Linked DNA regions of Homo sapiens: region 2 is linked to region 1. A link is a loop called in an ENCODE intact Hi-C map of the cell type or tissue named here. Cell type or tissue: HepG2. All regions are shown on one strand. Each heading gives the region's core, and the rest is flanking DNA. Links, peaks and the distances in the headings are about the cores only. Region 1 overlaps DENND1A (DENN domain containing 1A). Region 2 holds the start of MIR601 (microRNA 601).

Evidence for each region. Peaks named below come from ENCODE experiments on the same cell type or tissue, not always from the same donor. Only the 100,000 strongest peaks of a DNase experiment are listed, where the experiment ranks them.
Region 2: it touches region 1 in a loop (4-fold over the local background); 3 of 110 quality-filtered maps call a loop at or near these places.

Annotation. Positions count from the first base shown.
Region 1 is chr9:123,460,039-123,472,805 of GRCh38, reverse strand. All of the region lies in intron 13 of DENND1A (DENN domain containing 1A), which reads left to right. Among named protein-coding and RNA genes, the nearest start is that of MIR7150, 19 kb to the left of the region's middle. RefSeq lists an enhancer at 2,242-2,536. In HepG2, for the core only: no CTCF peak of the experiment used is centred there; DNase peaks (open chromatin) are centred at 5,085, 5,605 and 7,325.
Region 2 is chr9:123,396,266-123,409,032 of GRCh38, reverse strand. It overlaps DENND1A (DENN domain containing 1A), which reads left to right. Exons shown (of 24, transcript NM_001352964.2): 21 at 5,543-5,631. MIR601 (microRNA 601) reads left to right here and starts at 6,430; the gene lies at 6,430-6,508. RefSeq lists enhancers at 5,806-6,427, 10,608-11,108. In HepG2, for the core only: CTCF peaks have their summits at 6,919 (motif pointing left) and 9,055 (motif pointing right); a DNase peak (open chromatin) is centred at 6,922.

The sequences.
Region 1 (12,767 bases), core at 3,091-11,090:
CGTGTTATGGGAATGCAGGAAGTTTGGGGAATGAGGAGCCGCGGTGGGCGGGGTGGGCAGGGTCACACCTTGGGGGGCTTCTCCCCAACTCCATACTCTGCTTGCTTCTGCAGGCACTGAAAGCCAAGGAAATGGGAGCAACTCAGTGGCTGCCTGAGGGGGACAAGGGGCCCTGAGTGAATGAAGCCTCCTGGGCATGTTTCCCTCGATGCAGTCCTGCCCTGGACACTCGAGGCACTGTTCAGGGCTGGGCGGGGTGTACCGGACATGCTGAGGAGCTATATTTTTGTGTGTATTTTGAGGGTCTGGCACCCACCACATCTCAGATCTCTGGCTCTCAAGAAAGATGCCCCCAAATGAGGAAGAGGGGAACCAGCAACTCCCTTGCTCACCCTGTCCATGACGTGCCCGCCAGCCCCAGTGACACAGCTCCTCGCTGTGAACCGCCGGCTGGCTGCCCCACCAGGCCCTCCACCTGCTTCCCAGTTAGGGAGCACTTGCTTCTTCCTGGTCCTTGGTTTTTATGCCTCCCCCTCCCCCAGTGGCCTTTCTTGGACCCCACCCCACCTGGACAGAGTCACCTCAGTCACCCATATTTGTGGAATGACAGGTACAGAAGGCCCCATCCAAGACATGATGCCCAGCTCACAAAGGGCATCTCAAAAGAGCCACAAAGGACGTTGATCTCCCCTGAGCACCTGCTGTGTGCTCCAAAGTACGGGCAGCTTGACACACACCATATCACCTTAAACCTCACAATAGGAAGTAGGTAGTTTCCCCAATTTATAGCTGAGGCAACTGAGCTCAGGGAAATTCACTTGCTTCCCCATTTCTTCAGAGCCCCTGGGCGGTACAGAATCCCCATCCAGAGATTCTGGATTCCTCGGTCTGGGACTGCAGCTGCAGAACATGGAAAAGGACATTTTTGTGTAGAAAATCGTCTGACATATCTTGGATTTCCTAGAAGCCCAGGGGAAAACTGTGTTTGGGTAACTGAGCGTGCTCAGAGCTCGGGGGTGTCGTGGGAGGAGCCTGGACTTTGGGGTCAGAGAACTGACTTCAAGTGCGACTATGGTTCTTCAGCTCTGTGGCCTTGGTCAAGTCACAGCTCCTTCCTCTCTAAGATGAGGCTCAAGAGCCTGTCTTTGTAGGGTTCTTACGAGAAGTCAACGTGCAGCCACAGAGAGTTGCCATGTCCTGCGGCGTCCCAGCCCTAGCAGGCAGCTTCGTGGAGGTTCCTTTTCTTCTTGCTGTACGTTGCGGTCTCGCCTCCACTGCCCTGTCACATGTCCTGCACAGGTAGCGCGTGTCACATGCACTGAAATGGGGCTGCTTGAGTACAATCACTTGCCATCTGCTTTGGGCAGGAAACCATCCTAATTTGGGGTGGAAAACAGATCCTTTCTTAGCCCCTCCGCTAAGAGTCAAGCCCCCCACTAGGCACTTTCCATGCCTCGATTGTCAATCCCCACACAGCCCTGTGAAGTAGGAAGTAGCTCCCCCATTCGGCAGATGAGAAGGTGGTCTCTGAGGGGTTAGGGACTTGCCCCACGTTCCAGACATGTTAAGTGGCAGAGCCTGCATTCCCACGCAGTGTCTTTCACTGTTCCCGACTCTCCCATCATGCACTGTGCATCGTGACACATTTCTCTATGAGAGGTTGTGGCAGACCTCGTAAAGAAAAGCCTTTTCTATATCTAGAAACAACACATTCACATTAGAAAGCACCTTGGAGACTTTCCAAGCTTCCCATTTTACGGAGGAAGAAACCGAGGCCTAGGCAAGGAAAAGGAATCCAGACCAAGTCAGGCATTTGACTCCCCTGGCGCTCTTTCCAGTTCCTGATGCTGCCACGTGCTCACGACTAGAAACTTCCTACCGAAGTCTCCTGTGTACCAGGCCCGTTTCAACACCAGAGACTCAGCCCTGCATGAGTGACGTTCGGAGGAGGAGTGATAATAAATAAGGGAGTCATGGGGCTAATAAATAATTCTGACAATTAATCATGTGGACAGTGCCACAGAGCACCCCCCAGAGGACTGTGTCACCAAGCGATGGGTGGGCAGCACACCTTCAGGGGGGCCTGTCTCCTCAGTTAGGGGGTTAGGGCTTTTCATTTGTGGAGACGAATTTGTGCCTCTTCTGTTTTATCACCATGTCCTTTTTTACCTTGAGATCCATGAGTCTCATATTCCCATTGCTGCAGCTACATGGGTTCTGCGGCTGATTGCGTTTCAGATAGATTCTGTTGCTCTAGGGGCCTATCAGGTCCCTGACACGTGTCCTCTCTCCAGTGCACTTCCTCAAACCGTGTTCTCCTCACTAGGGAAACAGAAATCTCTAATCAGCTTGGCGCTTCCTTTCTTGGGACTTTGGATGCAAGTGTCATTGTGTTGAAACCGGGAATCTGGCCCCTGGTGAGAGTGAGGCAACCCCTGGCGCTGGCCACGTGGTTGAGCCAGCAGGTGTTTGAGGTTGAGATTTCAGTGGGCCCCCATTTGGTTTCTGTGCTAGGGAGAGAGCTGTAGCTCTGCGGCAGCACAGGGGTCGTCACCGTCTCACTCATGTCAGCTCTCACCTTGCGCCACCGCTGCACTGTGGACTCACCCTATGTAATGGGGTTGAATGCCTAGAGCATGACATAGCTATTACCTCTATTGTATCTGTAAGAAACAGAGGCTCCAAGAGCCGAGATGGCTACAGCAGGCATAGAGTGCAGCCAAAACCCACTTCATTTCTCCAAAGCCCTTTCTGTTCAACATCACCTTAGAATCCCTGTCTGAATTGCTACTAGGGCAGCCCTGAGTGGCCATTGATATGTCAAATACAATCTTGTGATTACCTCTCTTAATCAAACATAAATAATATTGTGCTGCATGAGCCCCAGGGCCAGACAGACTTCGTTTCAAACTCTGGCCCTGTCATTGCCCAGTTCTTCACCCTCAGGCAAGTGACGTCCCCTTTCAGAGCCTTGATTTCCTTATCTGTAAAATGGAGATCATCATCCTACCTACCTCACGCGATGCTGTGAGGAGTAAGTGAGCTAATGCATGTAAAACCACCCAGTGCTGGTTTAGGGCTCAGCAAGCGGTAGCTGTTTTTAATCACTGCACCTGCTTTCCTCTTAGAGCCGATTCCCATCTGCATTTCTTATGGGAAGAAAATCTTACGCTAGTATGCATGAATACCACCTTCATTGTGTCTCCTTAGCTTCCACAGGCCTCCCAGCTCATCTGCCGTTCCTGCACTAATCAGAATTTCCTGACTTCTCCCTGTTTGTCTCGGTTAATGCAGAAGGAAGGGGCTGCTGGCACAGAGGAGCCGAGGCGTGGGCCGACACGCCTGTGATTTGAATGTCTTTACTGTAATCTAGCAAGCGCGTGTGGGGGCTTCTGTCAATACCAGAGCGGCCGGCCAGAATGGGCAAATACTGGCAGCCCGGCCATGCCTGCCCCTGCAAATCATCAGAGTAGCTCTGGGCTGACACCCACATTTCCCCTAACTTAAATCATCTGAACAGTGAGCTGGCTTCACGATGAGACATTGATTCTTTGTTTAGGGCTTGTTATAGTGACAGGGGCCCAGACTGGGAGTCTATTTCTGACATGCCTCGGCCACCGTGCAAATGGTTCAGAAAGCTGCCTTGGTCCTGTCACCCCAAAATGTGGCATGTCCCCACCCAGCCCAGCCAGAGTCATCTGACTATAGCCATGCAGTGACCCACCTTCCCAAGTCCACCTGATGGTCCTGGGATCCCTGGTAACCCAGGCCCTCTGAGGGCAGGGAAGGAGTGTGTGTGGGCTCAGGGGTCATTAGACCATGAGCCCTGGGACCTTAGGCAATGTGCTTCACCTGTATGGGCATCCCTTCCTTATCCATGAAGTGGAAATCATTTCAGAAGATCTCCCTTCTGGCGAGGATTTGGTGAGTGAAGGATGCAGGTCATCTGGTCCCAAACAGGAGCTCAGCAGACCTTGGCTGCCTTCTCCTCACACTCACGCCAGTGTCTGGCTAACCTGAAGTCATTGTCATCTAAGCCTGCTGTCCCCACTCTCTCAGCTTTCTGGTAAACAAGGTCTTGGCATTCTTTAGGCCAGACACCACACTAGCTTTTTCCATGTTGGCCGGGACCTCACCCTGGCTCCTTGGCAGCTGCCACAGCTGACCCTGTAAGAAGAAGCCGTCAGACCAGCACAGCGTTCTCCTCCCAGCTCTGGGAGGGATGCTGAGGCCCCAGCAGGGAATTTGGAGGCATTTAAACAAAATGCAACTGAGATGGGACTGCTGGTGAGAAATAGGGCCAAATTCCCCAGCTTGCTTTATTCTTAAGTTTTTAAAAAGGACTGTCAAGTGGGTCCAGGCTCTGTGCTGGTCACTTTCACCTGTACCAGGGGTTGTCCGCCTTAGCTGCACTGGAGTCAGTTGGGGAATTTCAAAATCTGTGACTCTGGCATTGGGGATTAAAATAACCCAGGTAATTCTGGTGAATAGCCAAGGATGAGATCTGTGAACCTCCACCATCTCATTCATCCCTGCTTAATCCCCCAGCAGTCCCCGGAGGCAGGTAGCTCTACCCACATTACATGTGACAAGAATGAGGATCTAAGAGGTGTAGTCACTTCCCCAGGGTGGCACCAAGAGCAGCAAGGAGCAGAGCTGAGAGTGGAACCCCCCAATCTGCCACTTCTCAGAGTGACCATGAATCAGAGCCTGCCTTCTAGGAACTTGCAGTGTGCTGGGGACAGTCCACCTGGGTACAGGTGGTGGTTGGTGGAGACATTTAGTGGGAAATGAGGTCCTCTTCATCTGAATGATTCAAGTAAGGTTTCCCCAAGGAAGTACCATGAAGAAGGCAGCCAGGAGTGAGAGTGCACAAAATGCTCAGGGTGTGGTGGACAGCCCAGAACCTCTGCAGGAGGAGATGTGTGTGTGAGTGAGGTGGACAGGGTGTCATAAGCAAGAAAGGCAGCTGGAGAAGGTCACTTAGAGCCTTGAGTGTCATGCTCAGGAACCAGGCTGGCCCCACCTGCATGGACCTGTGCAGTCACACAGGGCCCCAGGCTTGGCTTAATGCTCTGCTGTCACCGTCCTGAAATTCCTAACATTTTTACCTTTGAACTGGTGTGGGGATGTTTTGTTTGTTTTGTTTCAAGACGGAGTTTCTCTCTTGTTGCCCACGCTGGAGTGCAGTGGCGCGATCTCGGCTCACTGCAACCTCTGCCTTCTGATTTCAAGCGATTCTCCTGCCTCAGCCTCCTGAGTAGCTGGGATTACAGGCGCCCGCCAATATGCCTGGCTAATTTTTTGTATTTTTAGTAGAGATGGGGCTTCACCATGTTGGCCAGGATGGTCTCCATCTCTTGACCTCGTGAGCCACCCACCTCAGCCTCCCAAAGTGCTGGGATTACAGGCGTGAGCCACCACACCAGGCCTGAACTGGTGTTTTATAAATGGGACAGTAGAGTAAGGACATTGGCAAAGGAGACACGCACAGAACATGTGTCTCCATGGGGCCTCGCCATCCCAACCCCATACAATTTTCTAGTGCCTGCAGCACCAAATTCCAGTGGACCCAGGATGTGGGGACATTCAGCAGGACTCTACGTGCTCACAAAGTAAACATGTCCATGTCTGACAGCCCCAAGAGGCCACACTTTCCATTAGAACCAGAACTTGCTTCAAATACAGAAAGAAGGCAATAATGTTTTTTTGTTTTGTTTTGTTTTGTTTTGTTTTTGTTTTTTTGGGTTTTTTTCCTGAGACGTCTTGCTCTGTCACCCAGGCTGAAGTGCAGTGGTGTGATCACGGCTCACTGCAGGCTTGACGCCCTGGGCTCGAGACTTCTTCCTGCCTCAGCGTCCTGAGTAGCTGGCATGACAGACTTGAGCCACTAGCCAAGCCCGGCTAGTTTTTTTTTTTTTTTTAAGAGATGGGGTCTAGACGGGGTCTCTCTGTGTTGCCCAGGCTGGTCTCAAACTCCTGGGCTCAAGAGATCCTCCCCACTCAGCCTGTGATGTTCTAAGAAACATGAATGACCAAGGAAACCTATCATATTTCTTATTTATGTTACTTTGTACTTAGCCAACCATTTATCCTGAAAATGATGACATAGAAGGAAAGGCAAAGATAAAACAACCATGGTTCCTTTACCTTTCTCATCAGTAAGCTGGAGATAGATAGAGAATGTGCAGATAGCAAGAAGTGAAATAGGCCAGGTGCAGTGGCTCACGCCTGTCATCCCAGCACTTTGGGAGGCCGAGGCAGGTGGATCACTTGAGGTCAGTTTGAGACCAGCCTGACCAACATGGTGAAAACCTATCTCTATGAAAAATGCAAAAATTAGCTGGGTGTGGTGGCAGGTGCCTGTAATCCCAGCTACTCAGGAGGCTGAGGCAGGATAATCACTTGAACCCAGGAGGCAGAGGTTGCAGTGAGCAGAGATCACATCGCTGCTCTCTTGCCTGGGAGAAAGAGGTAGACTCTGTCTCAAAAAAAATAAATAAATAAAAAGGCAGGCACGGTGGCTCATGCTTGTAATCCCAGCATTTTGGGAGGCTGAGGCAAGAGGATCATGAGGTTAGGAGATGGAGACCATCCTGGCTAACATGGTGAAACCTCACCTCTACTGAAAATACAAAAATTAGCCGGGTGTGGTGGCTGGCGCCTGTAGTCCCAGCTACTCAGGAGGCTGAGGCAGGAGAATGGTGTGAACCTGAGGTGGAGCTTGTAGTGAGCCGAGATCGCGCCACTGCACTCCAGCCTGGGTGACAGAGCGAGACTCCATCTCTAAAAAAATTAAAAAAGAAAAAAAGAAATAAAAACAATGGCGTTAGTTTTGTGCAGTGTTTCCACTGTCTGATGAGAACAAAATACAAATGTATAAATGCATGTACAAGCTATAAAATACAATTGTACATATGAGTTAGCATTTAAAACTGGCATTGCACAAGGCCAAGCTAAATGACAAAGTTCATGCCAATATAATTTACATTTTTATTTTTTCTTATAATGACATTAAATAGTACATTTAAAAGCATCATGATAGGTCTAAAAAGACACCATAAAAGAAAAAAGGTTTATATTTTAGTTCGGCACTTCTATATTTTAACAGCACTTTTTTCCTGCATATTTATTTTATATTTGGTCTTGCATATTATGTTGCCAGCCCTGGTAAGACCCAATCTCCACCCTCAGGGGAAACAGTTATTTGTTGAAAGTCTATTGTGAAAGAATCTATTTGTTTATCATCTGTTTTACTCTTCAAAGCAACCCTGTGAGGTAGGTTGGCATTGTATAATTGTCACAGACGAGGAGGGACAAGTTAGTCACCTAAGAGCACATAGCTAGTACAGTCAGGGTCAAGGTTCAAATGCAGGTCTTTCCACCCAAGCCACATTCTCACTCCACCATGTTGTGTCATCTAAATTGATCAAATAGAAACAGAGTTTTAAGTTTCCATACAGATGCCTCTACCAAAAAAAAAAAAAAAAAAAAAAATCAAAGACAAAAACCAGCCCTCTGGTGTGCTAGCTGTCACACTGTACTGTTGTTATTTGCTCCCTGAACTAGACAGGATTCTTTGATACAGGAGCTTTTCTTTTTAATGTTTTTTTTTTCTTTTTTTTGAGACGTAGTCTTGCTCTGTTGCCCAGGCTGGAGTGCAGTGCCACAATGTTGGCTCACTGCAACCTCCACCTCCCGGGTTCAAGCGATTCTCCTGCCTCAGCCTCTCGAGTAGCTGGCTGAGTAGCTGGGACTACAGGTTTGCACCACCACGCCTGGCTAATTTTTTTTTTTTTTTTTTTTTTTTTGTATTTTTAGTAGAAATGGGTTTTTGTCATGTTGGCCAGGCTGGTCTCAAACTCCTGACCTCAGACAATTCGCCTGCCTCGGCCTCCCACAGTGCTGGGATTACAGGCATGAGCCATTGTGCCCGGCCTTTTTAACTTTTTATTATGGAAAATTTCAAACTTATACAAAGTCAGTGAACCCATCTCCCAGCTTCCACTGCTATAAATATTCCATTATTCTATTTTTTAAGTTAAAAAAAAAGTTTTAATTAAAAATTTTGATTGTCCTTAAATATACATAAAATTTGCCATCTTAACTATTTTTAAGTGCACAGTTTAGTGGCATTAAGTATATTCACATTGTTCCATCTCCAGAAGTTTTTTTGTCTGGCGAAACCGAAACTCAGTACCCATTAAAAAACTCACCCTTCCCCCTGCCCCAGCTACTGGCAAGCACCATTCTTTCTGTCTCTGTGAGTTTGACTACCCTAGGTACCTCATACAAGTGGAACCATGCAGCGTTGATCTATTTGCGACTGGCTTATTTCACTTCACGTAATGTCTTCAAGATTCCTTTATGTTACAGCATGTATCAGATCTCTTACTTTTTAGGGCTGAATAATATTCCCTTGTGTGTATATGCCACACTTTGTTTATCCGCTCCTCCACAGATGAACCCTTGGGTTGCTTCCATCTTTTGGCTGATGTGAGTAGAGCTGCTATGAACATAATGTTCTGCCATTCTTACATTATCTATATTTTCATCCACTTCTCATCCCTCATTTAGTTATTACTGTTTGTACCAACTCTATTTTATTCGTGTTTGCATTCCCCTAACACAGAGCCTAGACCATAGTAAGTGCTTTAAAAATGTTTGGGTGTGTGGATGGATCTTCCAAAAGTATGTGTTTTCTTAATTTTAATTTGTATTTTATTGTTTTTAAGTTATGGGGTACATGTGCAAGATGTACAGGTTTATTACACAGGTAAACATGTGCCATGGTGGTTTGCTATACCTATCAACCCATCACCTAGGTATGAAGCCCAGCAGGCATCAGCTCTTTTTATTATTATTTGTTTTTTTATTTTTAATTTTTTTTTTTTTTTGAGCTGGAGTCTCGCTCTGTCTCCCAGGCTGGAGTGCAATGGTGTGATCTGGGCTCACTGCAACCTCTGCCTCCCGAGTTCAAGTGATTCTCCTGCCTCAGCCTCCCAAGTATTTGGGATTACAGGCACCTGCCATTATGCCTGGCTAATTTTTGTATTTTTGTAGAGATGGGGTTTCACCATGTTGGCCAGGCTGGTCTTGAACTCCTGACATCAGTTGATCCGCCCACCTCAGCCTCCCAAAGTGCCAGGATTACAGGCGTGAACCACTACTCCTGGCCGACATTAACTCTTTTAAATGTTAAGCAAGGTCCATAAAGAGGTCTGAGATTCTTTCCATTTCTCATAAGAATCTCATAAATGTGCACATAGAATTTTGATAAAAATTAAATCAGTAAAAGAAGAATGTAATACTCTATGGGTCTTCAGAACAAGGAAACTTGCTGAAAAATCTGATGAGAGATTTTATTTTTATGCCAATAAAAATATCAGCAATGCTGTGGATAGAGTCATTTATTTCTGGAAGTATCAAAAACCTTTGAAATCACCAATTTTACCTGTTAACAAGGATTCAACTTATTAATGATAGTGTTTCCGATGGATTCCATATGTCAAGAAGATAATCCAGGAGTAAAACTTGTCTTTTTGTAACAAAGTTCTCGACAGGGTTAAGCAGCTGTGTTTTACTGTCCTTCAGGTCATACTTGGAAAACTCTGCTAATGTGATCTAAGCTTGAACACTCACGGCCTGAATTCCCTGAATTAACACTGCTATCAGCCAGTAGCCCCAGCACCTAGAATGTCACCTAAGAAGACAAAGGGCTTAATCAGCCTCGTAGAACTAAATCAGCACTTCAGGGGAGAATAATGAGACACCTTGCCTTACTCTTCTCCATGCACAATGGAGTGGGGGCCGCCATTTTTACTTGCAGGACGCAGGTGGACGAGCTGGTGGGAGTGGCTTGGCACCTCACCTTGGGCCTGTGGCAGAAAGAGCCTTGACAGCGGTTTGTTTACTCCCAGGAGCTGTTTGTCACTGAAGGGCTGGTGCTTTGTGTGCAGGAGAACCTAAAGGGTTCCAATTTTATTTTTTTTGTTGTTTTTATTTTTTGAGATGGAGTTTCACTCTTGTTGCCCAGGCTGGAGTGCAATGGTGTGATCTTGGCTGACTGCAACCTCCGCCTCCCGGGTTCAAGTGATTCTCCTGCCTCAGCCTCCCAAGTAGCTGGGGTTACAGGCGTGCGCCAACACGCCCAGCTAATTTTTGTATTTTTAGTAGAGACAGGGTTTCACCATGTTGATCAAGCTGGTCTCGAACTCCTGACCACAGGTGATCCGCCCACCTCAGCCTCCCAAATTGCTGAGATTACAGACGTGAGCCACCGTGCCTGGCCAGGGTTCCAATTTTAAAGAGAACTCTCCTGTCCAGGGAGGTCTCAGGGCAAGCATTTAGGACTGAGGCTGCAGGGAGAAGCCAGGCCTGCAGTAGACCACATGCATGCTGCACACCTGGGTTTGGGAAGCCACCAGCTGTTAACCCTGACTCTGCAATGTCTGAATCCTGTCACCTGGGCAGATGTCTTTACCTCAGTTATTCCTCTGTAAAATTTGAGTGTAATTTCGACTTCATGAAAGTTTCCAGAATGTTAAAAAGAGTTGTGAAGTGCGTAGCACTGTGCCTCACAGAGAGTTAAACTATGATTATTGCCTTTGTCTTACAAGGTGAGTTGCTCCAGGGAAAAGAGCCCTCTGTGCCTGGTGCCATTCAGACCTTTATGCATGGTTCTGGGTGACAACGTCACTGCCTTGCAGCAGGATTAAGATAGAAGAGTTGGGCCCTGAACAGACAGGATTTGCTCACCTAAGTCCTATTCACCCTTCCAGGCGCAGCCGAAGTGTCCACTTATCATGTTTTCTGACCTGCCGCCCTGGAGAATTTGCCGTTTCCTCTTTGGACTCCTGTGGACACTTTACCCCCCACCCCACCCCACCCTGGTAACACTACACCATGTGATAGACTTTCTTCCCATGTCTAATTCACACATCTGATGCTGTTCTTTAAGCTCTTTTCAGAAAAAGCCCCTTGTCACATTTCCCCTGACTCTTTCCCTTCCATGCCCATGTCCTGTTGCATTTTTAGGGCGCAGACATCTTGTCCGGGGGATATCACCTCCCGTGAGCACACAACAGGCCCAAAATGTTTATGTCTCCCCAAAGGCGAGATTCTTTCTGCTCTCCTGCAGCTAAATTCTGCCTCAGACTACCTCATCTACGAATCTGGTTGCAAACTCTCTTGAATGTATCGGGCCCTCAGCAGACTTCTTCCTGGCAACCCTGAGCCAAAGCTCCAGGAGTGACTGCCAGCCACTTCAGTGAGCATTTCCTTGGAGCAGCTCAACTCCCTGTGCATGGGTGCCACTTGCCTGGCATCGAGCTCTGAGACCTCTTTACCATCAGGCCAAACAGTGTCAGAGACACACTGAGACCACACAAGGCTCCTGTGGCTGGAAGCAGGGTTCAACTCATTTCGTGGTTCTTTAACCAGCATCCCTGAGCTTCTGATTAGGGGCTGGGCTCTTCCTGGGGCGTACAGAGATGAGTTCAGCCTCTGGCCCCTTGAGCTCCTGGTGAGAGGGGATACCAGTGAAGACTATCCCAGCACCCAGGAGTGCACACGGCACTGGGATGAGTGACTGCCACTCAGAGGCCTGCATGTGTCAGGAGGACAGTCCAGGCAGAAGGAATAGAACTGGCAAAAGCAATGAAGAAGGTGAGGAAGGAAGGATGTGGTGTGTGATCATGGGATGCGTTTGGAGCATGAGGTATGTGGAAGAGCAGAGGCAAAGTGACACAGAAGGACTCTAGGAAAGGAAGCCAGGGTCAGCTTTGGGAGGGTGCGTTTGCTGGTTAAGGAGCTCTCCCTTTCCTCACCCCTATTGGGCCCTTGTGTGTGCCACATATGTTGCCAGGTGCACAATGTTGAACAAAACAGACACCATTCCGGCCTGCGTGAAGCATATAGTCTAGTGGGAAAAAGAGACATTAGTCAAATAATCGCACAAAGGTAACATCTATGCAGAGTTCCTGAGTAGGATAGTGATGTGGTCTAATTTGCATTTTAGAAAGCACTCTAGCCAGAAGAGCTGGAGTAGAAGAGGGACGAAACAGGAGAGGAGTGTGGAGTTAAACCTCCACCGTGGTTTAAGCCTGTCCAGGCCTACGCCAAGGTAGGCGTAGATGGAGAGCCGGGGGTGAGCGTGAGACAATTCACAGGTAAAATAGGAAGGAGTTAGAAAGTCTGATAGGTCCACTGTGGGTAACTGTGGATAATGACAGTTAAGAAAAAAATAGATTTGGGGCGCAGTCTTGATGGGATAGTAATTGGAAGTTTCAGGCTATTTTGAGTTTGAGACGCCAGCAGGCCATCAGGTGGAGGTTGAGATGGATGGGTATAGAGCTTCGGAAAGGTGTCTGAGCTGCCAGGATTTGTCAGGAGTCATCAGTGGATGAGTGATGCTGTGTGCATGGATGAGATCACCTGGAGAGAGAATTAATTGCCCTGCTCTGGTCCCAAGAGTGAGAACAAAACTTCCAAGCCACAGGAATGGAATTCTAGCTGAGCTTGTGTTAGTTATCACTAGCTGGTTTCTCAGCTGTTGAGCAAGGAAGATGTAAACCCATGCCAAAGTAATAAATGGCACATAAAGCTATTTTTCCCAAGGAACTAGTGTGGGGTTTTTTTCTCGTACACAAAATAAAGTTTGCATTGTTTTCCTTCTTGCTCCAGCAGCCAGGAAGCTCAGAGCTAATTTTGTAACTTAACTTAGATGCCACATAGGACATACATACCCAGCTACTTTTTTCCCAAAC
Region 2 (12,767 bases), core at 2,693-10,692, 63 kb after region 1:
GCCCAGCTTGCCTCTCTCCACTGTCTCTCTTTGTTTTCTACCAAACAGCCTCCCCTTAAGCCAAAGTCAGCAGCAGGTAGCTCTCAGAATTCCCCTTCGAGGCTTGGGATCCAAGGCGGGCAGGGAATCTTGGAAGCCATGATTCAGGGAAGGATCATTCCCCTTGGAAAAATTCAAGTATTGGAGACAGCTACAGTGGACTCTGTGTTGTCTCACTGGTGTGGGGATCTGTGCAGATTGCGGGGTGGGCTGCCACATCCATTGGCAACTGAGGACTCGGGAGACAGACGCTGTGAGAGACACGGAGTAGCAGCTGCCTCAGGCGCTGAGCTAATGCAGGAGGTGACTAGCCTGGCGCTAGCTTTGGCTGGACCTCCTGGGTTGATGGCATGCTGAAGAGGCAGGATGCCTAGGAGAACCAGCTCTCCTAGGCTTGGAAGTCAGAGAGGCCTGCCCTGGTTTGAATTACAGCTTGGCCACTTCCTGGCTGTGCGACCTTAGGCAGGATCCTCACCTCTGAGCATTAGTTTCATCATCTGTAAAATGGGTTTAACAATACCACCTGGTAAAGGTAATGAGGTTGTGTATGTATAGCACCTAGCACAGTCCCTGGCATGTCCCCCGAACTTACACTGCCAAGCATCACCACTAAGAGGCCAATTTGGGAGTCATAGAAGATTTGTGCTTTCTGGGCCCCTAAGGACCATTTATTCTAAATGCATTTATGCAAGCATTTCCAGTGGACACTGCTACAGACTAGGTGGGAACCGGGGAGACTCGGCATATGGAACCCACAAGGGCCTCGAAGAGAACAGCCTACCAAGCTCCCATGTCAGGAGCCATCAGCCTCCAGTGTGGCTTTGCTGGGTCACGTAGCCACAAACTTTCCAGACAGAAGTGCAGCCGTTGGCCCAGGGTAGCAGGGGCTGGGGAGGGTCTAGCCATTCAGCCTTTCTGGAAGGAGCTTTGTAGCCTGGCACCTGTGGCTGGAGTTCAGATGTTACCCGAAGATTTGGGTTTTCTTTTTAAAAAGAAGAAAAAAGAAAGAGCAGAAGAAAACCATGCCAGTGTCTCCTGGACGAAGGGGCATGGGTTGGGGCCTGCCAGGGAAAGGCAGGCTGCCGTCGGCCTGCGTGTGAAGCACTTTATAAGCTCTGTATTTATTATTTCTTGCTCACCATTAAAATCAAATGTACTCAGTGCTTTTGTATTCAATACACATTTAACCCTGCCGACTTAGATTTCTCAGGTTTTAAATCCAGTGGGGAATTGGCTGGCTTCCCAAGTTTCCCCTCCAGTCCCCCTTGAACAGAGCTGGAAATCTCTGTTTAGCATTTTCTCCCCGGACGCGGCTGGGATCCTCACACCGGTGGGGCCAGTCACTGTTGTGTGTGCCTGTGGGTTTCTTCCTTCATCACCAGTACCCACCCTTCCTAAGCACCCCCGAAACATGGGTGTGATCGCTGAAATATGACAAGACTTGTCTGCATCGTCTGTGATTCGGGCTTCATTAAACCGTTTTGTCTGTGTGTGTCTGTGCCTGGTTGTGGTCTGCCACCGTGTGTGTGTGAGGGGGTGTGTGTGTGAGTGTGTGAGTCATACGTGTGCCTTCACCTCTTGCGCGTGCCTCTGTGAGTGTGTATTTGTGAGATAGTGTGTACACGGAAGTCTGGAGGCCTCGATGTATCTCGGGATGGTCAGGTCTGTGAGTGTAATTTTGTGTCTGGCTTTGTCCACACTAGTCAGGTGTGTGTGACTCTGGGTGGGTCGGCAGCCATGCTGGTGACCAACCGCCTCTGGGTCTGGCGTGTCTTTCTCTCCCTCCCCAGCCTCCGAGGCTCCAGCTCCGTGCTCCCCACCCCCCCGCCCCTCCCCCCCTGCTCTGTCTGTTTTATCATCCCTAATGAAGCAGTCTCCTCCACCGATCCCGCTGATTGCCAACCCATTCCTTTTGTTTGTTGGCGCTGAGCCATTCAGCGGCACTCTGACAGCTCAGCTCGTCTAATTAGCTCTGTTGTTCTTTTTCCCCATGTTTCACCACGTTGCAAGTTCAGTTGAAGTTGCCACAAACTTAATCCCCCCATTTCAGCCACAAGTTCACATTCTTAACCCGCCTTTATTGTAGCAAGGAGCAGCCCTGTGCAAGGATGAGCTGACAGGCCTTAAAGTCTGACCTTTCCTGAAAGCTCTGCCCCGGGGCCCCGCGGGGCAGGGGCAGAACTGCTCCTTCACCCTACCCACACTCCTGCTTTTGTGGGCAGAAGTTGGGGGTGGGGATCATTCCAGCCAGGTGACCCTGTTGACCAGCTGCCAGAGCTGGGGAAACCAGTGCAGAGTCAGAAGGGGTGCAGGGATACCCACTTGTTTATTCAGCACGTGTTGACTGAATGTGAGCTGTGTGGCAGGCCCAGCTCTAATCACGATGATACTCGCAGCGTCATTATGCACTTCTCAGATTCCGAGCAGCAACATTCATTCGTTTCTAAAAATCTTGCTGAGCAACCATGACATACCAGGCAGTCCACAGAATGCGAGGCAGGGGTAAGAGAATCCTAAAACTCATCTTCTAATTCAGAGACACCCACTCATCGTCTTCCTTTTGTTGTTGACAAGAAGGGACATCCAGGTCACAGAGGAGCAGGATGAGCATTTATTGAGCCCCCATTGTGTACCAGACCCCTTGGGGGGACTTTCCCTGTATCCGGGCTTCACAATCACCCCACAGATGAAGACAGCCAGTTTGGTGGAATGCCTTTGGTGTTTACCACATCCCTGATATGCCAAACCTGTCTGAGATCAGACTGGCCACTCCACAGGAAAAACTTTGGTTAGATCAGACGTGCGCAGACCTGAGGGCTTGACAAGACTCTGTAAAGACTTGTCTTTTATGCAGCCAGCTTCTATCATCTGTGTCCCTAAGCCACCGTGCCGTGTCACCCACAAGCTTCTGGGGGGTGGGGGGTACGATGTTCAGGAAAAAGGGTGGGCAGGAAGTGGAGTGTGTGCCTGCTTCCCTTCCCTGTCTTGTCCTGGAAACTCAAAGGGTGGGCAGGAAGTGGAGTGTGTGCCTGCTTCCCTTCCCTGTCTTGTCCTGGAAACTCAAAGGGTGGGCAGGAGGTGGAGTGTGTGCCTGCTTCCCTTCCCTGTCTTGTCCTGGAAACTCAAAGGGTGGGCAGGAAGTGGAGTGTGTGCCTGCTTCCCTTCCCTGTCTTGTCCTGGAAACTCAAAGGGTGGGCAGGAAGTGGAGTGTGTGCCTGCTTCCCTTCCCTGTCTTGTCCTGGAAACTCAAAGGGTGGGCAGGAAGTGGAGTGTGTGCCTGCTTCCCTTCCCTGTCTTGTCCTGGAAACTCAAAGGGTGGGCAGGAGGTGGAGTGTGTGCCTGCTCCCTTCCCTGTCTTGTCCTGGAAACTCAAAGGGTGGGCAGGAGGTGGAGTGTGTGCCTGCTTCCCTTCCCTGTCTTGTCCTGGAAACTCAAAGGGTGGGCAGGAAGTGCAGTGTGTGCCTGCTTCCCTTCCCTGTCTTGTCCTGGAAACTCAAAGGGTGGGCAGGAAGTGGAGTGTGTGCCTGCTTCCCTTCCCTGTCTTGTCCTGGAAACTCAAAGGGTGGGCAGGAAGTGGAGTGTGTGCCTGCTTCCCTTCCCTGTCTTGTCCTGGAAACTCAAAGGGTGGGCAGGAAGTGGAGTGTGTGCCTGCTTCCCTTCCCTGTCTTGTCCTGGAAACTCAAAGGGTGGGCAGGAAGTGGAGTGTGTGCCTGCTTCCCTTCCCTGTCTTGTCCTGGAAACTCAAAGGGTGGGCAGGAGGTGGAGTGTGTGCCTGCTTCCCTTCCCTGTCTTGTCCTGGAAACTCAAAGGGTGGGCAGGAGGTGGAGTGTGTGCCTGCTTCCCTTCCCTGTCTTGTCCTGGAAACTCAAAGGGTGGGCAGGAAGTGGAGTGTGTGCCTGCTTCCCTTCCCTGTCTTGTCCTGGAAACTCAAAGGGTGGGCAGGAAGTGGAGTGTGTGCCTGCTTCCCTTCCCTGTCTTGTCCTGGAAACTCAAAGGGTGGGCAGGAAGTGGAGTGTGTGCCTGCTTCCCTTCCCTGTCTTGTCCTGGAAACTCAAAGGGTAGGCAGGAAGTGGAGTGTGTGCCTGCTTCCCTTCCCTGTCTTGTCCTGGAAACTCAAAGGGTGGGCAGGAAGTGGAGTGTGTGCCTGCTTCCCTTCCCTGTCTTGTCCTGGAAACTCAAAGGGTGGGCAGGAAGTGGAGTGTGTGCCTGCTTCCCTTCCCTGTCTTGTCCTGGAAACTCAAAGGGTGGGCAGGAAGTGGAGTGTGTGCCTGCTTCCCTTCCCTGTCTTGTCCTGGAAACTCAAAGGGTGGGCAGGAAGTGGAGTGTGTGCCTGCTTCCCTTCCCTGTCTTGTCCTGGAAACTCAAAGGGTGGGCAGGAGGTGGAGTGTGTGCCTGCTTCCCTTCCCTGTCTTGTCCTGGAAACTCAAAGGGTGGGCAGGAGGTGGAGTGTGTGCCTGCTTCCCTTCCCTGTCTTGTCCTGGAAACTCAGCAGTTGTGGCATCCCATCCGTGGAGAAAGCAAGCCCCCTGCCCCGGCAGGCTCGGTTGTTTTTATCAGCAATGAAATTCAGAGATAGACTTTCTCAGCTTAGCTCTCAACCCATCCCTCTCGGGCACTGGGAGTGTACAGAGATGGCCATGCCAAATTTAAAGCCATGTAATGTCGACTGGACCAAATGAGTATCCTTCTAAGGGCACCTAGAAATTCTCAGCCTAACATCCATCACGAACTCTGGCAGGGGATGAGGGTGTCTTTCTCTGTGGGCCCTCATGTTCGCTTTCAGAGACAGCGGGTCAGAAAAACCCATCCCGCTGCTGCAGCAGCTGTGGGGTTAGGAAGTTGGGTCCTTCCTGATGTGCCCACTGCAGACCCTCCCACTAGGTCTGCTCAGTGCATGTAGCTACACAAGATGGGCAGCATCCAGGCTGAACCCTGCTGGGAGGACTAGCACAGGGATGCTCTGGGAAGCAGAAAGACGATTTGTAGTGGCACTCTCTCATGCCTCTCTTATTTAGAGAGGAAAATAAGCACCCTGTGATTCTGTTGTAAAAAGAGCAAACTAAGCATGTTCACCCTAAAAACAAGTGTAAGCGCAACCTTTTCTTTCTACAAAACCAGCTTCTGGGCATCAGAGGAAGATGAGAGGGAATTGTCATTGATAAGGGCCTCTTTGTTCCGGGTCCTATGTAGACATCATCTCATTGGACCCTCACCACAGCCCTGCAAGGAGGCCAATGGAACTATCCTCATCTTGCAGATGAAGAAACCGAGCTTTCCAGGAGCACCCTTCTGATTTGAATAGGCCACAGAATTCCAGTTAATGTGTCTGTCTGCTGCCTATTAGATGGTGATGTTTCTGTGATAGGCTGGGCTTTTGTAGCCTGTAGCTTTGAAAATCCCTAAACGTTTTTTGGGGGGGCCGTTTATCCAAATGTTCAGAATGTACCTGTATGGCTTTTCCAACTCACTCCTTCTTGGGGCTCTCCCCCTGTACCTCCTCTAGGTGCGCCCACCTCGTCCACATGTTGTTAAGAGACCAAAGAGCAACATCGCAGTGGAAGGCCGGAGGACGTCTGTGCCGAGCCCTGAGCAGTGAGTATTGTGCCTCTCCCCTCTGTCTGTAAGAACCCTGTGTCTGCGGAGCCAGCACTTTGCGAAGCCCAAGCGTGTAGCCCCGGCCTTTGTGAGGCTTCCCCGGGGCTCCCAGCGGGTGTTTCACAAAGGGGTCATTCAGGGAACAGGACTTGATCTTTTACTCGGTCTGGTTGTCACACCAGTGGGAGGCCCCAGAGGCCAGGGAGCCGGGCACTTGGGCTGGATTTCGAGGGGTGGGGTCCAAAGCATACTTTGCTGGGTTCAGAAGAAGGTCCTAGGCCTCTTGTGCTGAAGATGCCGAGTCAGTAGGTGAGGGTTAGAACCTGGTGAAGGAGGCCAAGTGTTGAACTGGATCCACCCACCTTCCTAGGCCTCCATGGCCGAGAACCTATATACAGGACTGCCCTCATCCACTGCCCCAGACCCACCAGGACCCTTTGCCCACCTGTGCCGGAGGATTTATGTTACTGTGGTTTTTCTTACCCATCTCCCTGAGACGCGGAGCTCCCTGGGTGTTATGCCCAGCACCTCCCGTAGGACTGGCCTAGAGTCACCTGCTCAGGAGGCGTGGGGTAGATGAAGTGAATGAGGGGGGCAGAAAGACAAGCAGTGGACTGAAGTGGACCTGCCTGTGGTGGGGTGAGGCAGAAGGCTGCAGATAGCCCCGAGTCCAGACCAGAGCCATCTGCAGAAGGTAGCACTGCTTCCCTTTGTCCGCAAAAGGAGCACAGCCCTCAGTCTCTATCCAGACAACTCAGCGGCTACACGCTGACTTCCTGTGATGCCTTGAAAAAGTGCATGAGTTCGTCTTGGTCTAGGATTGTTGGAGGAGTCAGAAAAACTACCCCAGGGATCCTGAAGTCCTTTGGGTGGAAAGGGGGAGGCCCCCATGTCTGTCTGGCTCTCAGAAAATGGGAAAGAAGGTAAGGGACATGGCAGGTCCCAGTCAGAGTTGGAGCAAGAAGGAAAAAAAATGATTTCGAGCTGTCAAGCTGGGGCCTAACCCAAGTTGCAGTTCACTTCAGCTCTCCAGGATTTTCTGGTTGATAGCGAGGGTACGGTCTTTAAGGAACCAGCCCACCCAGACAGCCCTCAGACTTTGCCCAGAAAGTTCCAGAATTATATGTGTGCGTGCGTGTGTGTGTGTGTGTGTGTGCACGTGTGCGCTTGCACACAAGGATGCTCAGTTATTAGACATTTGGAAGAGAGGACTCCTGAAGCTGGGTTAAGTTTAACTTTTGCTCTGCACAATAGCCTGGTGGGAACATGAGGGATGGATTATGATTGCCCCCTTATGGAGAGAACGCTGCATGGCACCTGAGTGCCTCGGACTAAAGATTCCTCCTTAAGGGGATGAAATTTGTCACATTTCTTTGAAGTCCCCTCTTTAAAACTGGACTAAACCTTTTAGACACTGTACCAGGATACAGGGTCACAGGCCTGTTGATATTGAGATGTAAACCCAGAATATTCTTGCATTACACAGAAACACCATTGCAACACCAGCTACACTCCACATCCTACAGAAAAGCATTACCCATTTTGCGGCCAAGTTCCCGACGAGAGGCTGGACCTCTTCATCACATTGACTTACGCCGTTGCTTTTCCAGACTGGGCAGAGGGGCTGACTTCGCAGTGTGTGCCAAAGAGCCGGTGTCTGATAATCCCATTTTCCTGCTTATCACCTGAACTGTGTCAGTATCACTTTTAGTTTTGTTGGTTGGTTGGTTTGTTGTTTGTTTAATATGCCCTGTTTTCTACTTCTGTTGGAAAATATTTGGGGTTGAAATAAACCAGTGGGAGCATGGGAGCCAGTTTGGTGGTTGGCAAACTACCAGTGATAGAAAACAAATGACAGGTTTTCTGTGAGCGTACGTCACAGTGGCTCGGGCCCACAAGGAGACAGAGGGGTACGTTTCAGGACATCATTCCAAGGGTTTCTGTTCACGTTTGTTTAACGAGGAAGGGGAAGTTGTTCTCCCATAATACCAGTGGTATTTCTAGTGCAACCCGGGTGTTTTTCTACGCCTCTTCCCATGCTGCTTCCCCACCCCCCCACTGTGCTCCGCCCCTTCCAAATGCCATGTCACAACAGCACTTGGATGTGTTTTTCTCAACTGTCATCAGCTCCAGCTGGCAGGACCAACTTCTTGAAACACAGGAAGCATCCAGCGGAAAATATTTTAATAAAACAGACTCCTCATAAAATATTGTTCGGGGGAGGGGGAAGAAACCGGCTCCACCAATCTGTCGGCATTGTATTGGGAGATGTGAGAAGCCAGGCTGGCAGCAGGGGCCCGATCCTAATGGGCCTTTGTCAGGTGGTGGTTCCGTGTTGGGCACACGGACTTGGTGCCTGGCCCTTTAATCTGGCCTGGGTTTTCTTGAATCACAGATCTTCATCTCCACTGGGAATATCAAAGTGCTTGGGAAACTTAGAAGACTGGGGCAGCAGAAGGGGATGCAGGATCTTTGAAGTGGAGAGGAGAGATTCATTCCTCCTGACTTCTTGCCCCAACTCTCACTTCCAATTGCACATTAAATAATCCCAGCACTTTGGGAGGCCAAGGCGAGCGGATCACCTGAGGTCAGGGGTTCGAGACCAGCCTGGGCAACATGGCGAAACCCCGTCTCTACTAAAAATACAAAAATTAGCCGAGTGTGGTGGCGCACCCCTGTAATTCCAGCTACTCGGGAGGCTGAGGCATGAGAATCACTTGAACCCAGGAGGCGGAGGCTGCCGTGAGCTGAGATCACACCACCACACTCCAGCCTGTGCAACAGAGTGAGACTCTGTCTCAAAAATAAAATAACCAGCTTTGTGGACAGCAAGATGGGGCTGATTAAGAGTAAGACTGTCTCCTGGAGTAGCTGAGCATCCTGGGACTCATCAGGGCCCAGAAACACTAGCCAGCCACTCTCTGGCCAGTCCACCCCTGAAGTTCATTTCTTCCTTCCCAGCTGATGTCCATCCCTCCATCATTCCATCTGTCCATTCGTGCATTCATTCATTCAGCAAGTATCTTTGAAAACCTACTAGGCGCAAGCACGGACGATTTTTTTAAAGGAGGCCTTAAAAGGGAGTCCCCATGCTGACTCTTGGTTGACTTGCATTTTCCCAAAATGAAATTTTCCTGTGTCAAATTTTCTTTCTGAATCAATGATAGGTTTCCTAGTCCCTTAAAACTGGCCGTTGGCAATTGGAAGAAGACTTTTTTGAAGATTTGTGGGGGAAACATTCCCTTTACTTTTCAGGTAACATTACTTGGTTAATATTCAGTTACTAAATCTCTTCAAGAAGTACTGGCTACTTCCATTACTATTCAGAGCACAGCTGATGTGACGCCCAGGGGCTTCCGTGGGGCAGGGATCGGGGTAGGAGGGATCCTGCATGAGAGGCTGTGGGTCAGACACCAGTCAGCAGGGGGCGCGGTGGAGCACCCATTGATTTCTAGGCCCTCTTGGGCTAGCATCGTTTCTTCCCGAGTGGGAGCTCAGGCCCAGAATGTGGATTTGACCAGTCTTCCCAAGGTCACCCAGTTGAAAAGTGGCCAGGCCAGCATTCAGAATTCTTGATTTCATTCTCTCCATGACATTCTGATGCTGTCCTTGGAACGGGGCCCTTCAGGGTTCATCTTTAGTCTGGCTTTGCCCAGAGAGACAGCTCCACATCCTAAAATGAGATGATGGCCTGCCCAGCAGGCCACCCTTCCTCTCTGGCTCCCTGAAGGCTGGAGTTGGGAACCGGATCTGTTCAGTCTTCTCACCGCCAAAGAAACCATGTGCACTGGTGCCTGAGTGTTTCTTCTTGGGGAAGGAAAGAGGAATGACATTCACCAACATCCCTTAAGGTTGTCAGAGGTATTAGCCGGGCATGGTGGCGTGTACCTGTAGTCCCAGCTAGTCGGGAGGCTGAGGCATGAGAATTGCATGAGCCCTGGGGAGTTGAAGGTTGCAGTGAGCTGAGATCATGACACTGCACACCACCCTGGGCCTCAGAGCGAGACCCTATCTCAAAAAATAAAATAAAAAAGATTGTCAAAGGTAGGTGGTAGCTTTCCCATTGAACAGACAGAAAAACTGAGGCTCAGAGAGACTTTCATAACTTGCCCAAGGTTTCTCAGGGCCAGAAAATGGTAGGATCGGCTGTCTGATGACAGAAGCCTGGTCCATTCTTCTCTACTCTCCAGGCTTTTTGTTAAGACCTAATTATCCTCACGTGCTTCTCTGACTGGTGGGGACGACGGCTACGGCAGTGAGCACAGTGAGGTTCACAGCTCCCCTCCTATTAAAAGCAGGCCACGGCCGGGCGCGGTGGCTCACACCTGTAATCCCAGCACCTTGGGAGGCCGAGGCGGGCGGGTCACTTGAGGTCAGGAGTTCAAGACCAGCCTGGCTAACATGGCGAAACCCCGTCTCTACTAAAAACACAAAAAATTAGCTGGGTGTGGTGATACATGCTTGTAATCCCAGTTACTAGGGAGGCTGAGGCAGGAGAATCGCTTGAACCTAGGAGGTGGAGCTTGCAGTGAGCCGAGATCACACCATTGCACTCCAGCCTGAGTAACAGAACGAGACTCTGTCTCCAAAAAAAAAAAAAAATGCTGTGTGGTGGTTTCCATGGGGTGCGCACAGCTGCGAGGCCCCAAGTTATCTTCCTTTTGGTCTGCCAGGTATAGGTAAATTGCCCATCCAACTGGGTGCTTAGAAAGAGCCAATGGTGGCCGGGCGCGGTGGCTCACGCCTGTTATCCCAGCACTTTGGGAGGCCGAGGCGGGCGGATCACGAGGTCAGGAGATCAAGACCATCCTGGCTAACACAGTGAAACCCCGTCTCTACTAAAAAAAATACAAAAAATTAGCCGGGCATGGTGGTGGATCCCTGTAGTCCCAGCTACTCAGGAGGCTGAGGCAGGAGAATGGCGTGAACCCGGGAGGTGGAGCTGGCAGTGAGCCGAGATCGCACCACTGCACTCTAGCCTGGGTGACAGAGTGAGACGCCGTCTCAAATAAAAAAGAAAAAGAAAAAAAAAAGCCAATGGCAGGCTCTGAAAGGCAGCACTGTGGTCTGAGCCGCCGGGCCCCTCATGATGGCACACTGTGTGCAGACTAAGGCCAAGGCAGGGAGTGACACACTGATCCCGGGGTGCATCTCTCTGCCAGGCAGCTAGTCATTTGTTCCCTGCTGGGAAGTGGCAGTAGGGGCTGGGGCACTGGCCCTCACAGAGTTGCTGAGAGTATGGAGGGAGATAATTACAGGCATCTGCCACCTGTTTAATCTTCACAGCCCAGATGTAGGGCTGTCTTCTGAGTCTTAAGGGTTAAGGGGCTTGCAGCTGGTTGTGGATCTGAGGTGCCCCTCCTGACAACCTGCATGCAGAGCCAAGTGCTTTCGACTGCACACCTTGTCTCCTAATGGGTGAGACACTGAACACTCTCCAGTCACACGAGGGTCTTGACTGGCTGCATCCTGGTTATTTGAAGTTCCACTGTACTAAGTAAGAAGGGTCCAAACTCAGCCACCAGGGCCCAGGGCTGCTGCCCAGCTCACTTCTCTGGCCAGATCCGTGCAAAATCTGCTCTTTTCAGGTAATTTTTGGTTTGTAAAAATTACCCGGTAGCCTGATAGACAATCTGGAATGTTAGGGAAAAGAGACAAATTCATTCTGAATCCCATTACTTTCATTCCACTACATATTAGCATTCCTGGAGATCCATGCCCAGTCTTTATCCTGCATGTCTTTTATAGAGCTGCAACTTCCTTGCAATATGCCAGCATGTGGACTTGTTCCGTGTGTCTCTGTAACCCCTATTGTCTGTGACTGCAGAGGATCTCATTGTGTGTATGCTCATGGTCTGCCTAACTATTGCCCTCATACTGGATCTTTAGATCCTTTCCAGGTTTTCATTAATATAAAAAATGCCAGGGTAAATATCCTTATTCTAGGCTGGGCACGGTGGCTCATGCTTGTATCCCAGTACTTTGGGAGGCCAAGGTGGGTGGATCACTTGAGGTCAGGAGTTCGACACCAGCCTGGCCAACATGGCAAAACTCCGTCTCTACTAAACATACAAAAATCAGCCGGTCTTGGTTGCACACACTTATAATCTCAGCTACTCGGAAGCCTGAGGCAGGAGAATCATTTGAACCCAGGAGGCAGAGTTTGCAGGGAACAGAGATCATGCCACTGCCCTCCAGCCTGGGCAACAGAGTGAGACTCTAAAAAAAAAGAAAAAGGAAACGGAATTATTGACAACTCCCATTAACTGGGAATGTGCTAAGCACTTTACATACACCATTTCATTGAATCCTCACAAGAAATATGTAGGGGGAGGTCTTATGAGATCTATTTTATAGAAATAGCTGAGACTTCAAGAGATTGTCACTGCCCTTGGTCACACAGCTAGTTAGTAGCAGACCTGAGCCTCAAACATGCCTTGTTAAGACCAAAAGCCTTTACCCTTAACCAGTTGTAAGAAGATTTCTGCTCCATATTGCTGTATAACTTTCTGAAGAATTGTACCACCTTATACCCTCACCAGAACTGGACTCCCGGACATCTGATTCTGAGGGACCCAGAGAAACATGTGACTGGCATTCAAACATGTGTCCGAATCCTTCTGGACAAGGAAAACTTCTGTAGGCCATGCTAGCTAGGTAGACAGTCTCTACCCCAAATGCCTGACCCTTGCTGCCTAGGAATTGGAGTGTCTGATCCTCTGAATTGCACTGCGTGACCCCAGCACCAAAGCCCCAGAAGATTAAAATAAGATCAGAAGAAGCTGCCAGAAGCATTTAGTGAGAAAACCCCGCCCGAAGCCCAGGTCTCAGAACACTTTGCAAGGGACTCTGGACACTCACACACATGCTCTGGCAAAAGCTGGCGTGCCGCTTGTGCACGTTCAACGGCCTTGCCCTCCTCGAGCCTAGACTCAGCATAGCCTCAGCAGATCAGTTGCTCCCAGCTGTGGATCACACAGGGGTAGAGCACTTTCCCTCCTGCACAGCCCCACTGCTGCCCTGGGGGCGTGGGCCCATCATTTGGATGGCGGCCTGGTGCATGGGCAGAGCTCTGGCATCCAACAGGCCTGAGTCAGCCTCCTGGCCCACCAGGCACCAGCCTGGAGGCTATG